Regions from separate parts of the Homo sapiens genome. Here region 1 is linked to region 2. A link is a contact called in ENCODE Hi-C or POLR2A ChIA-PET data. All regions are on one chromosome and are shown on one strand. Each heading gives the region's core, a stretch centred on a gene start or an enhancer-like site at or near the end of the contact. The rest is flanking DNA. Distances are from core to core; before and after follow the strand shown.

Evidence for each region. A loop is a pair of places that touch in the nucleus more often than their neighbours do. ChIA-PET counts read pairs that join two places held with the same protein, here RNA polymerase II (POLR2A). Pooled maps may share reads with other maps.
Region 1: a map of B cell shows a loop between it and region 2 (10-fold over the local background). The contact joins the enhancer-like site here to the promoter of ABHD6 in region 2. A Hi-C loop is called at or near these places in 2 of 168 maps with a recorded cell type or tissue (B cell and CD8-positive, alpha-beta T cell) and 5 of 50 pooled maps. POLR2A ChIA-PET finds 5 or more read pairs at or near these places in 1 of 52 experiments (CD8-positive, alpha-beta memory T cell).

Annotation. Positions count from the first base shown.
Region 1 is chr3:58,115,084-58,122,458 of GRCh38, reverse strand. It overlaps FLNB (filamin B), which reads right to left. Exons shown (of 46, transcript NM_001457.4): 19 at 3,470-3,587; 20 at 956-1,218. Among named protein-coding and RNA genes, the nearest start is that of FLNB-AS1, 52 kb to the left of the region's middle. RefSeq lists a silencer at 5,967-6,116. Within about 2 kb of position 4,803, at least 23 of the 41 ENCODE cell types and tissues checked have a DNase peak (open chromatin) inside an H3K27ac peak, as active enhancers do; they include B cell and CD8-positive, alpha-beta T cell, where a contact is called at or near this core.
Region 2 is chr3:58,235,806-58,242,964 of GRCh38, reverse strand. ABHD6 (abhydrolase domain containing 6, acylglycerol lipase) reads right to left here and starts at 5,173. Exons shown (of 10, transcript NM_001320126.2): 1 at 5,049-5,173. RefSeq lists silencers at 4,932-5,421, 5,432-5,601 and an enhancer at 4,823-5,762.

The sequences.
Region 1 (7,375 bases), core at 3,554-6,053, 120 kb after region 2:
TGCAGTGGCACAATCTCAGCTCACTGCAACCTCTGCCTCCCAGGTTCAAGCGATTATCCCACCTCAGCCTCCCGAGTAGCTGGGATTACAGGCATGCGTCACCACACCCAGCTAATCTTTGTATTTTTAGTAGAGATGGGGTTTCACCATGTTGGCCAGGTTGGTCTCAAACTCCTGACCTCAAGTTATCCATCCACCTTGGCCTCCCAAAGTGCAGTGATTACAGGCGTGAGCCGCTGCGCCCAGCCAAGAATAATGTTTTTTTTTGTGGTTTTTTTTTTTTTTTTTTTGAGACGGAGTCTTGCTCTGTCGCCCAGGCTGGAGTGCAGTGGTGTGATCTCAGCTCACTGCAAGCTCCGCCTCCCAGGTTCACACCATTCTCCTGCCTCAGCCTCCCGAGTAGCTGGGACTACAGGTGCCCGCCACCATGCCCAGCTAATTTTTTGTATTTTTAGTGGAGACGGGGTTTCACCGTGGTAGCCAGGATGGTCTTGATCTCCTGACCTCATGATCCGCCCGCCTCGGCCTCCCAAAGTGCTGGGATTACAGGCATGAGCCACCGCGCCTGGCCAGAATAATGTATTTTTATATTACATGATTCTAGCTTCTGGAGGGTGAGCTCCGTCTGTGAGCTGGGTGCTGGGCAGAGGCCTCCACGTTTGCTAACTCACCTACCCCTTACAGGCTGGCTTTGTAGTGAGGACTGTGATTATGCTAACAAGCGAAGAAAGAAGACTCTGGGACAGGGAGCCCCTCACCAAAGTCTTGTAGTCAGAGAGCAAGAGGAGGAGCAGGGTTGTGACCCACCTACCCAGGGGACCTTTCACAGTGAATTGTGCTAACTTTCATCACAAAACGATTTTCAGAAGGTCTTTGCCAGGAAGAACCAGAGAAGGACTATGGTGTCATGTTTGACAGCAATGAGACAAGTTCTGGGACAAAAGCAAAGGCTGACCTTGCTGGGATCTGGTGGCAGCGAGGCCTCCACTGTGTAGGGGCTCCCGGGCACAGGGTGTCCATCGTAGGTCACGTCTACAGCATACAGCCCCTCCTCCCGAGGGATGAACTTGGCCGTGCTGTTCTCCCGGCCTGTCACAGGTGTCACTAGGCATGGCACGACCTTCCGAGAGGGGCTGAGGATTGTCACGTCCAGCTTCCCCTGGCCTCCTGCCCCCCTGGTATCAACGGTGAACTCCTGATCCTTCCCAACTTCCACCCCTGGAAAAGAAACACAAGCTGAGGTGAAGAGCTGACCCTTTTCAGCAGCAGGAACAATCCAGAGCACAGAAGCAATGGTTCTTTGGACACGGGGACTTATCTCAGCCTCCACTGTAAGCAACAGCTGCTGCAGAGGACAAGCAGCAAAGCTGAGTAAGTATCATCAGCATCTCAGCCTCAGTAACAACAAGTGTCGGCACAATAATCAATTAGTGATGACAGCAATAACGGCTATCATTTACTGAATGCATTTTATATGCCAAGCACAAATAGGTTATTGTCTTAATTTTCACCACAATCCTATGGGGTATTTATTATTAACCAATGGCTTTCACAGATGGGGAAACTGATGCTCAGAGAGGTTAAGTAACTTGTCCAGGGTGACATATGCAGCAGCCTGCCAAGCTGGGACTCAAAGTGAAATTTACCTGACCCCACAATCTTTGCTGACCAGAAAGTTGTAATCTGACACTGTCGTCTCTTATTTACTTACTTTTGGTGTTAACTTGATATCCAAACACCCTCATAAGTCAATGTTTTATTTACTAATTCTTGGCAGCCAACTCCATCTTATAGGCACCCCTCCCCCTCAAGAAAGCAGAAGTCACAGAGCTGCCAAATGCGAGCCGATTGAAGCAAGTGCTGAGAACTGACTGTACCGTGATGGTTTCCAAAAGGTCTCTGCAAAGCAGGGCTGCAGGAAGCCCAAGTGTTAGATTAGACAAGAACAGGGAAAGGACTTTACCCAAAACAAAAGCACTGGGAACACAGGGCCCCTGCCACAACCCAGAGAACCTTGACTCTGAAGGAACATAGGGCCTGGCAAGATGGACACTGCCGAACCACAGGCAAGGAGGTCCCGGATCGCTACTTCCCACCGGAAAAGAGGCTTTCCTAATTGGCACCCTGCTTTTCCTGTTCTGGAGTCAAAGCTCTCAGTGTCTTGGGGAAAGGAGTGACAAGGGGACACATGACAGGGTTGGGCAGTGGACGTTTACACACTCAGAGCTGGCTGCTCCAGCCACAAAAGCCAACAGTGAGCTCTCACTTTGGATCTCTGCAACTGGGAGCTGGCCTTGCTTGCAACTTGTGCACTTGGGTCACGAGTGAAGGAAGATGCTCACTAATGGCACTGCTAGTGGTACTCTGGAGAAACCCTCACAGGTGAATACAGGAGGCCCCGTCCTGGGGGTATGCACTCAGCCCTGCCTCAGTAAGCCTGAAACCAGGTGAATGTGAGCCCTGAGGTACATCCAGTCTGGAGCCACTCAGCAGTAAACACAGACGGAAAAGATGTAGGAGTGAATGATTCCCGAGATGCACTGTTGGAAGGCAGGCCGAAGAAGTAGGTTTATACAGCAGGGCAACTTTAATGCAAAATAAATACAGCCAAATGTGTTCCACAGGCACATCTATATGTATAGATGCAGAGAGAAGATCTGGAAGAACAGAAACTGAATTGAAAACTTTGGTTAACCCTAGGGAGAAGGAGAGGTGAGGGTTAAAGTGGAATTATCCCTTAACTGTAATGTTTTTTAGATGAAAAATGGATATATTTTTACTTGTATAAAAAAATCATTTTATGAGCATGTGTTGCACATCTGAAGCTGAGTGATAAGTACATCAGTGTTCATGTTATACTATTCTCTTTCCTTTTCTGTTTGAAATTTTCCCTACTAAAAAATAATCAGAAAATTGAAAATAAGCGAAATGAGCTTATACTAGTAAAATCCCTAACAAGCTAAAGGAACATTGGGATGGGGCAGAGGTGTGGTGGTAGTGACTTCTGAGTGCCAGGGATTTGGCATTTATGCTTGACTCGCAACCTTAGTGCGGATTCAGTTGCCAAGGATAGCTGGCACAGTTAGAAACTCATCAGAAAGCAACATAGCCCAAATTCTCTTTTTAATGAAAACTTCCTACTGCAATGCCAGGGGGCTGACTACGTGCCAGCCTCTGAACCATTAGCTCATATAATTTTCAAAATATTCCCATGGGTGTTCTCAACCTCTCCCCGCCGACCACCCCCCACTGTACAAATGAGAAAGCTGAGTCTCGGTGTGGCTAAGGGGCAGACACAGTCACAGTTACTTCACACCACGGCCTTAATTCGAACCAAAGTCTGTGCAACTGCAAAGTCTCTTAACATAGAATTTGCTTCTCTGCAAATTTCACCTTTTGAAGAAAATCTAACCAGCAGCCACGTTGGGGGGTCATCAACAACCCATCTGCTCTCCATTCAGGCACTTACTGTTTTCCAGCCCATTGAGTTTTATCTTGCTCAGATCCAGCGGTGCAGCAACACCCACAGTGAAAGGGCTTTTAGGGATGGGATCGCCACCGTAAGTCACCAGAACCTGCATGTTGCCCTGGAACAAGAGAGAAAACTCAGTTTACCTTTGGGTACCAAAAAGCTAACTTGGCATTTAAAATCCCCTCAAGATCCCTCATTCTTCTCACGGACAGGGGAGACTTGATTCCAATCAATGTAGAAAGTATCTTAGATCTATTTCTTCTAGCTTTTGACCACAAGGCAAGAATAACAGAAAAATTAGATCAAATAAGAGCAGCTAATAATAACAGAAGCAACTTAATGAGCATTTTCTACACACCAAGCACCATGCTATGTGCTTTTATGCATTTCCTCAATTCAAGATCAAAACAGTCCTAAGGGGTAGTTCCTACTGTCATCTCATTTTTTCAGGAGAGGAAACTGTGGCTCAGACTGGTAAAGGAACGTGCCCCAAGTCACACACCTTGGTAAGGGTGCGAGCTGGGCCTCATACCCATGGCCCCCAAATCTGTGTCCTAGCTGCTCTGCCACACCACCTCCCCATCATCATACCCAGTGCCAGCCAGTGCAGCTGGGCCTGGGGCCACTCACCAAACAGAACCATTTCTGTCCTAGGAATCAGTTTGAGGCCCCCAGGCTGCAACAGGGATTTGCAAGAGTTCACCTAGACCTGTGCTAAGACCATCGCACAATATCTGAACTTCCATTTCCATGTGAAAGAAAATAAAATTGCAAGTGTGAAGGCAGATGGTGCTTGCAGGATTGGCAGGCACCCTCACGGGTGGCCGGGTGGCACGCGATAGCCATGTGTGCGCCATTTCTCTCCTCTCGCCGGTTCCAGGCTGGCACACAGCCGGCTTCTTCTCTCCATGGTTGGCCAAGTTCCCTCCCTCCAAATCGAGGCTCCAAGAAATCTCATGGCTGTCTCAGTAGATCAAGATCCCCTTCACCACAATCGGCCAGGCATAATGTAACAGGAAAGTGTGAGGGAGAGACGAGTTCCCCCCAAGAATCCAGCAGCCTTGCTGGAATGCAGGCCCTGCTGAAAGCTGTTGCTGATCAAGTGTTAAAAGGGTGTAGCATTTGGCCTATGTATATTTTGTCACATTCCTTTTGTAATAAGGAAGGGGGTAAAGGCCAAGAAAAAAAAAAAAAAACTGGTTGCATCAATGAAGAGAGGATTAATTTTCCAGCATTTTTAAGCACTGCACACAAAACCAATTGGCCCCCTGCCTCATGTGAACAACATTTCCTGGTAAAATGTGTACAGGTCAAATTCAACAGAGCTGGGAGCCAGCCAAGGGGCAGGAAAGGTCTCCTTTTTGTACTGTTTAAGGCAGGACTGACTCGCTACTTCAGCCAACGTGGCATTCCCAACGTGCCAACTCTTCCCGAGCTTCCGTTTCCCCACAGCCCCTAACAATTCAGGGGCTCACTAAGCAGACCTCAGGCTAACCAGAGGTCTTGGGGATACCTCCTCCCTCACCCGCATAAAGTTTTCTGGCCTCTTCTCTGAAGTGCTAAAAAAGAGAGGGAAAAACCCTCTTCCAGTTAAGCCCACCCATCCCATAAAAGAAAGTATGCTCTTGTTACCAGTCAAAAACAAAACAAAAACTCAGATAGAAAATGAACTGTACCTTAAATAACCTAAGAAGGGGGAGGGAAAAAATCTCGGAGATTTACACCTACAATGCCTACAGCATTTTAAAGTGTCCCCTGAGGCCCCAACTAAGGAATGGACTGTGTTTATTCCCCAACAGGGCTATGAAGTGAGGGATGTCTGGGTAGTGATGGCCAGTGCATTTCGCCACGACTTCGCAGGCTGCAAGACAGTTTCACTCTCCTCTACATGCTTCTGAAACCTGAATCTTATTCTTCAAAATATACATACACAAGACACTGACCAGACAGCTCAGAAGAGGATGGGACTGAGAGAGCCACCCTCAGCACCATCCCTTTTAGGGCCCTCCAGGAGCAGCCAGGACCACCACGTTAAGAACATTTCAAGGTAGAAGCTGTTACTCTGTGAGGGTCTGTGAGCTCACAGGGATTTCTAAAGGTGCCAGAGTACTACATGGAGTGGTCCCCAATCCTAGTGGCTCCCAGCACAGCACGTAATGGAGACATTGCCACCAGCTTCTCAAACTGCTCTGCGCAGGGGAACGTGCGGTGAGAAATTTAAGCTGCTTGAAGCCACCCACAACCAAGAGAAGAGAAGACCAAAGTCCTCAGGGAAATCACTTCCCTTCTATAAAACCGAGTCTTTGACCTCTGGGAGGGTCCTCAAGCCCCAAGCCAACAAGTCCATTCCTCTAAGGCAAAACGCGCTCTACTTTTGCATCCTCAAGGGACTCACAGGATCCTACAGCCATCCACATCACTCATCCACCCCAGGCAGGCAAGCACCTGCAAGCTGTCACTCAGGGACTTTGCGAGGTGGAGTGGCAGGCCTGCAGGTGTCAGGGAGCAAAACCAGCAATCAGGGACCTGGGTTACTCAGGCAGGACCTCGGCTCCCCACGTGGCACAGCCTGTGTTCTGAGGGGGAAGCGCCCACACCAGGCCAGGACACACCCATGCCCAAGCAGCCACCTTTCTGGGGATTTCCAGCCTGTTATACCCTAAAACTACCATGAGAAGGTGTGCCTGTGGGTGTCAGCCCTCAAAGTATGCTCCCTCCCCCGTGTCAGGGGGTGGCTTTCTGGGCTGACCCAGGTCTCTTAACCACATCCAAGGGCACACTTCCTTAGCCCAGTCTTGAGCTTTTAGCTGCTCTTCAGAAAACAGAGTTCAAAGGAGAATGAGGAGGTGTTGGCATCACTCCTCTACCAGATTACAACGTTCTTAGGCCATCTCCGCTTGTGAATCCAGGCGCCATGTCATTTATTCGCTCACTCACAGCCATTAATCCACACAGAGCACTTATAGGGCCAGGCTCTGTGCTGGGGGTGGGGGTGGGAAGGAAATTCAATCTAAGGAGAGATTTAATGTGTTCTTTGCCATAGAAAAATAGGCAGAATTGCAAGTTGCCCAAATAATGAAACAATAAACCCAGCTCCAAGCAACAAACAACAAGAAGGACCCCAGTGCCACCCTGCAAGTCATTCACACTTGTGATTTACCTGAGGACTTTGGTCTTCTCTTCTCTTGGTTGTGGGGTTGTGGGTGGCTTCAAGCAGCTTGGATGTTGCCACTTGGTGGCAACGACCGCCACCAAGGCCCACCCGGCTCCTTGAATGCATCCTGGGAGCATCCGGACACAAAGCCCTAAGTGAGTACTCAGCATGGCAGCAGTTCTCAAACCTGCTGCTATCAGAGAACTGGATGAATGTGACCTTGGGGTGACTCTGAAGTAAGGAGCCTCCCACTCCAGCATTACTTCAAAGGGGACAAAACCGGACCTAGGCTCCTAATCTCCACTTCTGCCTCAACCAGCAGCAGGGGACGTCTGGGGTACTGGGTTCTGCAGTCCTTTCCAAGGATGCAGGTCAAACCCTGACCCTGTCCTGATATCTGCAACTTACTTTCTAACGGCTCAGCCAAAACACTAAAAGGCATATAGACATAGAATAAAGCAGAAGTCACAAAATGTTTTTAGAAGACGTCATGGCCTTGTGATCCCAGTCATTGTACGCAGACAGCTATGGCTTTCTGGTGCTTTCTCCTAAAGAATATGGAGAATTTGGCAACAAAGAAGATTCAGCGTGGTGCACCCAGTAGTAAGGCTCCCACCAACCCTCAGAACCATCAGCAGGAAAATAATTACCTACTTACTATTGAGTGGCCTGATGAGAAAAGAATGCTCTATCTATAAAAGTGTTAGTTTTATCATTACTAATAATGAATGTTTTGTTTTGGATTTTTT
Region 2 (7,159 bases), core at 3,924-6,423:
CAGTCTCACTCATAGGTGGGAATTGAACAATGAAAACACTTGGACACAGGGTGGGGAACATTACACACCGGGGCCTGTCGTGGGGCAGGGGGATGGGGGAGGGATAGCATTAGGAGAAATACCTAACGTAAATGACGAGTTAACGGGTGCAGCAAACCAACATGGCACATGTATACATATGTAACAAACCTGCACGTTGTGCACATGTACCCTAGAACTTAAAGTATAATAATAATAATAACAATAAAAAGAACACTGGCTGGACCCTCCACTAGGCTGCAAGCTCCTCAAAAACAAGTCTGACCACATCTTTGCCTCTGTCACAGTACTTAGCATACACTGTGCCTTGCCCTTGGCAGACACTTGGTCAATGCCAAATGATAAGCTGGAAAGCTGAAACAAAACCAACTGCTGACTGAGAAGAAACCACTCCCTGCACCCATCACACAGCCTTAGGGGGAGAAGTCATGAATCAACAGGGCTGCCCCACCAGTGTCAATGCAGGCATTCCTTCACTCTGCTCATATGGCCACAAATGAAAGAAACATTCGTCAGAGCAGTATAGTTTTAGAGGTTTTAGTTTGGATGGGCAGCTGGGTCCTAGAGAAATTAAGCAAGCTGCTCAATGTCACACAGCTTTCTCTTCCTCTCTGCTAATTCACTGGTGGTTGGCAGTGGCTCTCAGCATGATGTTGAAGGCCACTTAGGATTTGGTGCTGCCCATCTCTCAAGGGTCATCTTCTTCTATCACCTGCCTATTGCCTGCCCTCCATCCCTTCCAATAATGATCTGCAACCCCCAGACATGCCGTGCTCTCCCACACCTCCGGGACTTTGACACACCTGCTCCTCTCTCCCCGGCACGCCTATTCTCCCTCTCGCCTGGCGAGCTCCAGCCCATCCTAAAAGTCTTAGCTATTAAAGCACTGCCGCTCTCTGTAAATGCTCCTGACAGTTCAGTTTTGCAGCTCAACAACCTGGGTTCAAATCTCTGCTCTGCCATTGACCACTGTGACTCTGCTCTGGTCACATGCTTGCCATGTGACTGTAGCAAGTGACCTAACCTCTTAGAATTCTACCTCAGTGTGGGGATGAAATGGGATGATGCAAGGAAACTGTTCAAAGCAGTGACAGGCAGATACTAAGCATTCACTCTGCACTGCTGGGATCTTGCCTGACTTCACAGGCAGAGTTAGGCAGCCCTGCCATACCTCCACCACCCTGCATGGCCACTGCTCAGGCCTATTGAGATGCCTGAGTAGTCTCTGGGCAGGGTCTGCATTGCCATCTTTATACTCTCAGAATCCAGTCCCATCCCCAGACTTCATCATATGTAACGTATGAATCCTTTTCTGGGTATATCACAAGGCAAACACCCAATGCCAACAGCCAAACAGCCACAGCTTCTGGAAAAATGCCTAAGAGCAAAGGCTGCTGTTAATATATTACTTAAAAAGAAGAGGATCCCAACCTGCAGCAGTGTAAGAACCTCTGCCCACACCTCCTGAGTGCTGTCCTGCTCCCCTGAATCAGCAGTTTCCTTGGTACAGCACCAGAGAGCCGCACAGAAGCTCATGACAGACCCCAAACCCATCCAGCCACAGGCAGCAACACCCCAAGTGGCCTCTAGGATTGGGAAGCGTCAAATAGGATCCAGAGGGTTTCTGAGGGTCCGGTTTAGGAGAATACTTTGATCTTCTTGGAAGAGGCAACTACATGCAAGGTCAGAAAGGACTTTAATGTTGTGAAAATCATATCCAGTTTCAGTTTCTCAACTGTGGCACAAGTGACACTGGAGGCCATATAATTCTTTGTTGTGGCACCGTCCTGTGCATCGTAGGACGTTTAGCAGCATCCCTGGCCTCTACCCACTTGATGTTACCTACAAGTTGTGACAACCAACAACAACAACAAAATTTCAAAATTATCCAGGTTTGGCCGGGCGCGGTGGCTCACATCTGCAATCCCAGCACTTTGGGAGGTAGAGGCGGGCAGATCACCTGAGGTCGGGAGTTCGAGACCAGCCTGACCAACATGGAGAAACCCCGTCTCTACTAAAAATACAAAATTAGCCAGGCGTGCTTGTGCATGCCTGTAATCCCAGCTACTCTGGAGGCTGAGGCAGGAGAATTGCTTGAACCCGGGAGGCGGAGGTTGCGGTGAGCCGAGATCGCGCTACTGCACTCCAGCCTGGGCGACAGAGCAAGACTCCGTCTCAAAAAAAAAAAAAAAAATTACCCAGGTTTGGTGGTGCACACCTGTAGCCCCAGTTACTTAGGAGGCTGAGGTAGCAGGATTGCTTGAGCCCAGGAGTTCAAAGTTACAGTGAGCTAAGATTGCTCCACTGCACTCCAGCATGGGTAACAGAGTGAGACCCTGTCCCTTAAAAAAAAAATTTTTTTAAGACTCAAATAGGAGAAATTTTTAAAGAATTTTTTTTCAACTTGCAGAACTAGCTTCCTGGCATCTTCCAAATATTTAGCTTTGATGGGGATGTCTTGCCTCTTTTCTTTTGAACACTCATCACGGTAATAATTGATCTAATCACCAAAATAACCAGGAGTTTCATAAAAAGTATGACATAGCATGCCAGGTGTGGTGGTGCACACCTGTAGTTCTAGCTACTTGGGAGGCTGAGGTGGGAGAATCACTTGAGCCCAAGAGTTCCAGGTCAGCCTGAGTAGGAAACACAGTGAGACTTCATCTCTAAAAAAAAAAATTTTTTTAAAGAATATGACATAGTGAAGCTGATTTCCAATCTTAGCTAGCCTACTAGGATAAACACTCATTCTTTATTTATTTATTTTATTTTTTGAGACTGGGTCTTACTTTTTCACCTAGGCTGGAGTGCAGTGGAGCAATCTCAGCTCACTGCAGCCTTGACCTCCCAGGCTCAAGCAATCCTCCCACCCCAGCCTCCCAAGTAGCCGGGACTACAGGTACGCAACACCACTCCCAGCTAATTTTTTTTTTTTTTTGGTAGAGATGGGGTTTCACCATGTTGCCCAGGCTAGTCTTGAACTCCTGGGTTCAGGTGATCCTCTTGCCTTGGCCTCTCAAAGTGCTGGCCACTTTGAGGTGTGAGCCCACCACACCGAGACAAAACATTCATGCTTGCCTTTCTTCCCTCCAAACCCAAAGATAATCTTTGAGTCTAACTTCTCGCCCCCAGGATAGACCTCACCCAACGCATACTGCAAACCAGGATCACCTCTAAGGACAATTTTTTTCTCATATCAAGTTTCAGAATTACTTCCCAGTTGCACAAACTGCATTCCCATCTTTTACTCTAGGTTTGCAGATGCTCACAGAATCAAAGGTCACACATTTTAAAAGCTAAAAAAACCAGAAGGGCACTTCTGTCTCTAACTACAAAGACAATGGATAATTTGGAGTTGACGAAAGCCACAGAATGTGTCGAAAAGGCAAAATAATAAAAATAATAAAAAGATGAAAATAGAGAAAGTCTCATAGGCCTTTCTGAGCACACAAAATGGTTAATTTCTGTAGAGTCAGTGTGAGCCATTTATTAATTATTTTTTTCCAGTAATTCAAGGTAGTGGTCAACTACCACTCTTCATAATAACAGCTGCTGCTTTCTGAGTGCTTAAAACATGCTGGGCCCTGTGCATTATTTTATCTAAATATTGCCACTACCCTTTAAAGTGGGTACTATTACCAGAAGCTGAGAGGCCCTTGCTGGTCTGAGAAAAACAAATTAGTGCTAGAAACACAGGTGATTAATTTCTGTTATTTCTAATTTCCTATATTATAACAATGTTCTTGATAAGAATTTGTTGAAATTGGGTAAAAAGTCTAGTGGTTCGAGGTCGGGTTGGGGGGGCGGTTGGGGGAAGGGGGTGGTTCTGAGGCCAGACTCACTTCGTGTCTTGGGAAGGTACCACCTCTGGAAGCCTCATATTCCTGCTCTCAGGAATGGGCACAGCGGTGGTACCTACCTCAAGGGGCTGTTGGGGAAAGTATGGCAGGTAATTCTTTTAAGGGGCTTAGGACAGGGCCTGGCACACAAGATTTGCTTATTCTATGTCAGCTATTATTCATTATAAACTACTTTAAACTCTTAGCCAGGTGGAGCCACTAGGGATTTCTGAGCAGGCGGGAGCAGCGGGGAGGGGGGCGGCGAGATAAATGAGGGCCTCCAGGTCCCAGCTGGAGTAAGACCCCCACTTTATTTCCTCTTCCTAACCACCCAGCTCCTGGGGCATACAAAGGGCTCAAAATACATATTCTCTGCATGCACAGTATCTAGACCCTCTGGCATCCTCCTCTTCCCCCACTCCCCCATGCCTCACTCTGTCACCTGGCCTCGCTGTGGGCTCAGGGGCGCAAACCCTGCACGTGCACTGCCCTGCAGCCGGCGTTACACAATCCGCATTTCTAAGGCAGCCGTGAAACCTGTGTCGCTGTAGGCGGGGGACCGCAAGTTGCCGGCGGGTACCTGGCTGGACAGCATCCTGATTCAAGTGTTTCGACACGGAAGGGGCGCAAGGGCACGGGAGCCGGGGCAGGCTGGGGAAAGGGAAGCTGAAAGGCTGCTGGGGGAGGGGAGTAGCGGAGCGAGATCTTGGGGACGGCGCGGAGGCGGCGCGTGACACGGAGCAAGATGCTATCTGGGTGGGCGAGCTGCAGTCCTTCTCCAGGAAATGGGGGAAACAGGGCTGCAGGACCCCAAAATCCTCTCGGCACTGCGAGGGGCGCCTAAGGGCTGCTGCGGGCGCAGGGGGTGGGGAGGCGAAGTAGAAAGAGGGTGCAGGTCCCGACCCGTCCTCACTCTGTCCCCCGGCTTCAAGAGGCTGGCTGGACCCAGGAAATGGGGCGCCGGGTTTCGGGCATCTCAAACCTATCCAGGCAGCGGGAGGTGGGGGCAGCGCCCGCGCGGGGAGCGGAGTGGAAAGGCAAGTGCAGATCGCCGACTCTTTCCACTCGATGCGCCGCTGCAGGGAGACACTGGGGGAGAGGTCACGGGGCCATCAGGGCGCCCCATCCCCCTAGGAGCGCACCACCGCCCGCCCGCCCGCCTCCGCTCACCTGACCAGCCTCAACCGCCTGGGTCCCGCCGCCGGGCCCGGACCCCGGCCCTCGGTCTCTAGCCCCGGGCTGGGACCTGCCGCCGGGCTCCTACCCGCGCCGCTCCCAGCTCCGGCGCCCAGCCCAGCTGGACTCCTTAAAGGCGCAGCGTGCCGGTTCGCGTCCTCCGACAGAAAAGCCGCCCCGCCCCGACCCGGCGCCGCGCGCTGTCCCCCAGCGGCCGCGCTCTGTTTGGGGGCTCCGGGGCGCTTATCCCCAGTTCCTCCGCGCGCTGCCTCACAGCGTTAAACCCGGAGGGTACAGTTAGCGTCTCGCACAACCCAACGCCGGCAACTGTCTCCTAGCACCCGAAAGCCACGGCGAGAGCAGGATCGCCTACAGAGGTACCGGGGGCGGAGCCCGAGCGCCCGGTCCCGCCCCCGCCCCCGCCCCCGCCCCCGCCCCGCCCCGCCCCGGAACGCACACGGTGGCGGGGCGCGGGGAGGGCCTCTGAGCCCGCAGAGCCACACACAGTTCCACATCCCCGGCCCGAATTCTTCCCGGCACTGTTTCACTTACTGAGCACCTACTGTGTGCCTGGCGCGGCTGGGCATTAAACCCGCCAAAGTGACTCAGGCAGGATCTCTGGATCTCTGCCCCGAAGGGCATCAGAGAGAAAGGGACAGGCAGGGGTTCTCAGGCAGCAAAGCAACACTGCTTGACATCGGTTGTCTCACGTAATCCTATGAGGTAGGCACTGGGGTCGACTTCTTTTCTCAGAAGACACCGAGGCTCAGGGAGGTGAGGGGCTTGCCCTGGATAGTCCAGGAAATGGGAGAAATGGGGGCGCAGGAGCCCCCAAATCCTCTGGACACTGCGAGGGCTCCACCCCAAGGAACACCGTAGGCGCTCATGCTCCCGCCCTGGCTCTCGGGTGTTTGGAGACAGTTGCCGGCGTCGGGTTGTGCGGGACGTCAGACTGTAAGGACTGAACTGGGAATTCCAACCGAGGATCGTCTGACTCCAAAGCTATACGGGAGAAATGGGCACCTGGAAAGGCCTTCGGCCACCTCTGGTTAAACCCCTGCTATGGTCGTTTCTTTCTTTTAGGGACAGTTAAACCCCAGCTTGGCCTGGCTACTCTTCCGTGTTTTCCATGTCTCAGTTTAGCTGCCACTTCCTCCAGGAAGCCTTCAGTAAGACCCCTTTGGGCTCACACTGCACTGTGGGCTTCTTTCATCAAAACATGTATTCGTTCATTTAACAGATATTTACTACACCTGTTAGGGGCCTTAGTGGCACCCAGATCTTCCTGCTGCACTGAGTGCTTGGCCTGCCACTCCAGACGTCAAGGGGCCAGGGCTCAGCAAGACTCTCTTGGCCGTTTAAATCCCCCACAAAGGCAGCCTTTGGGCCTCAGCCTGCCAAGGCCTCCACGCTGGTGGAGCCTGGCTGAGTGGTGCAGGTCCTGGGTTTTAAGAATAGGACACAGTCAAGAAGTCCCGGAGAAGTGGCAAAGGGGCATCTCTGAAGCCACTAGTGATCCCCATGCCTGTAAACCCTGCTCTGCAGGGCAGCTGGAATTCATCCGGAGTTTGGGACAGTCCCCCTGGCTTGGGCTGGAGCATTTTCCTTTAAATTGTTGGCTGCCTTATCACTTAGACTTCAATGGCTGCATGTGATTCACTTCAGGGAATGGCCCCCGAGTTTCAGTGGCAATTTATTCACCAAACAGCGGGTTGCTCAGTCCCACCTCTCTGGCTTTATCTCTCCTTACGGCTGAAGCAGAACCTTTCCAAGCCAGCAGTCCACCAACATCCCCAGAGCAGGTCCACAGAGATAGCACAAAATGTGGGGATTAAATGTCCTTCAGTCACTACTGGCCACCTATTGGATTAGCATCTTGGACTCAGGAACATTCACCAAAACAGGAGTCCAGGGGGTGAATAAATAGACAATGAAATTGATGAATGACTTCCTGGAAGGCCCCAGCCTAGAAGCCATCAATACACCTGGTATAAAGTTTAAAACAATTGCTCCTTAGTCTTTTAATTTTCCCTCTCCAAAACCTTAAAAATGGGTAGTTCATCAGTTTGGTGGGTTTTTTATTTAACTCACAGCCTGTGACCCTG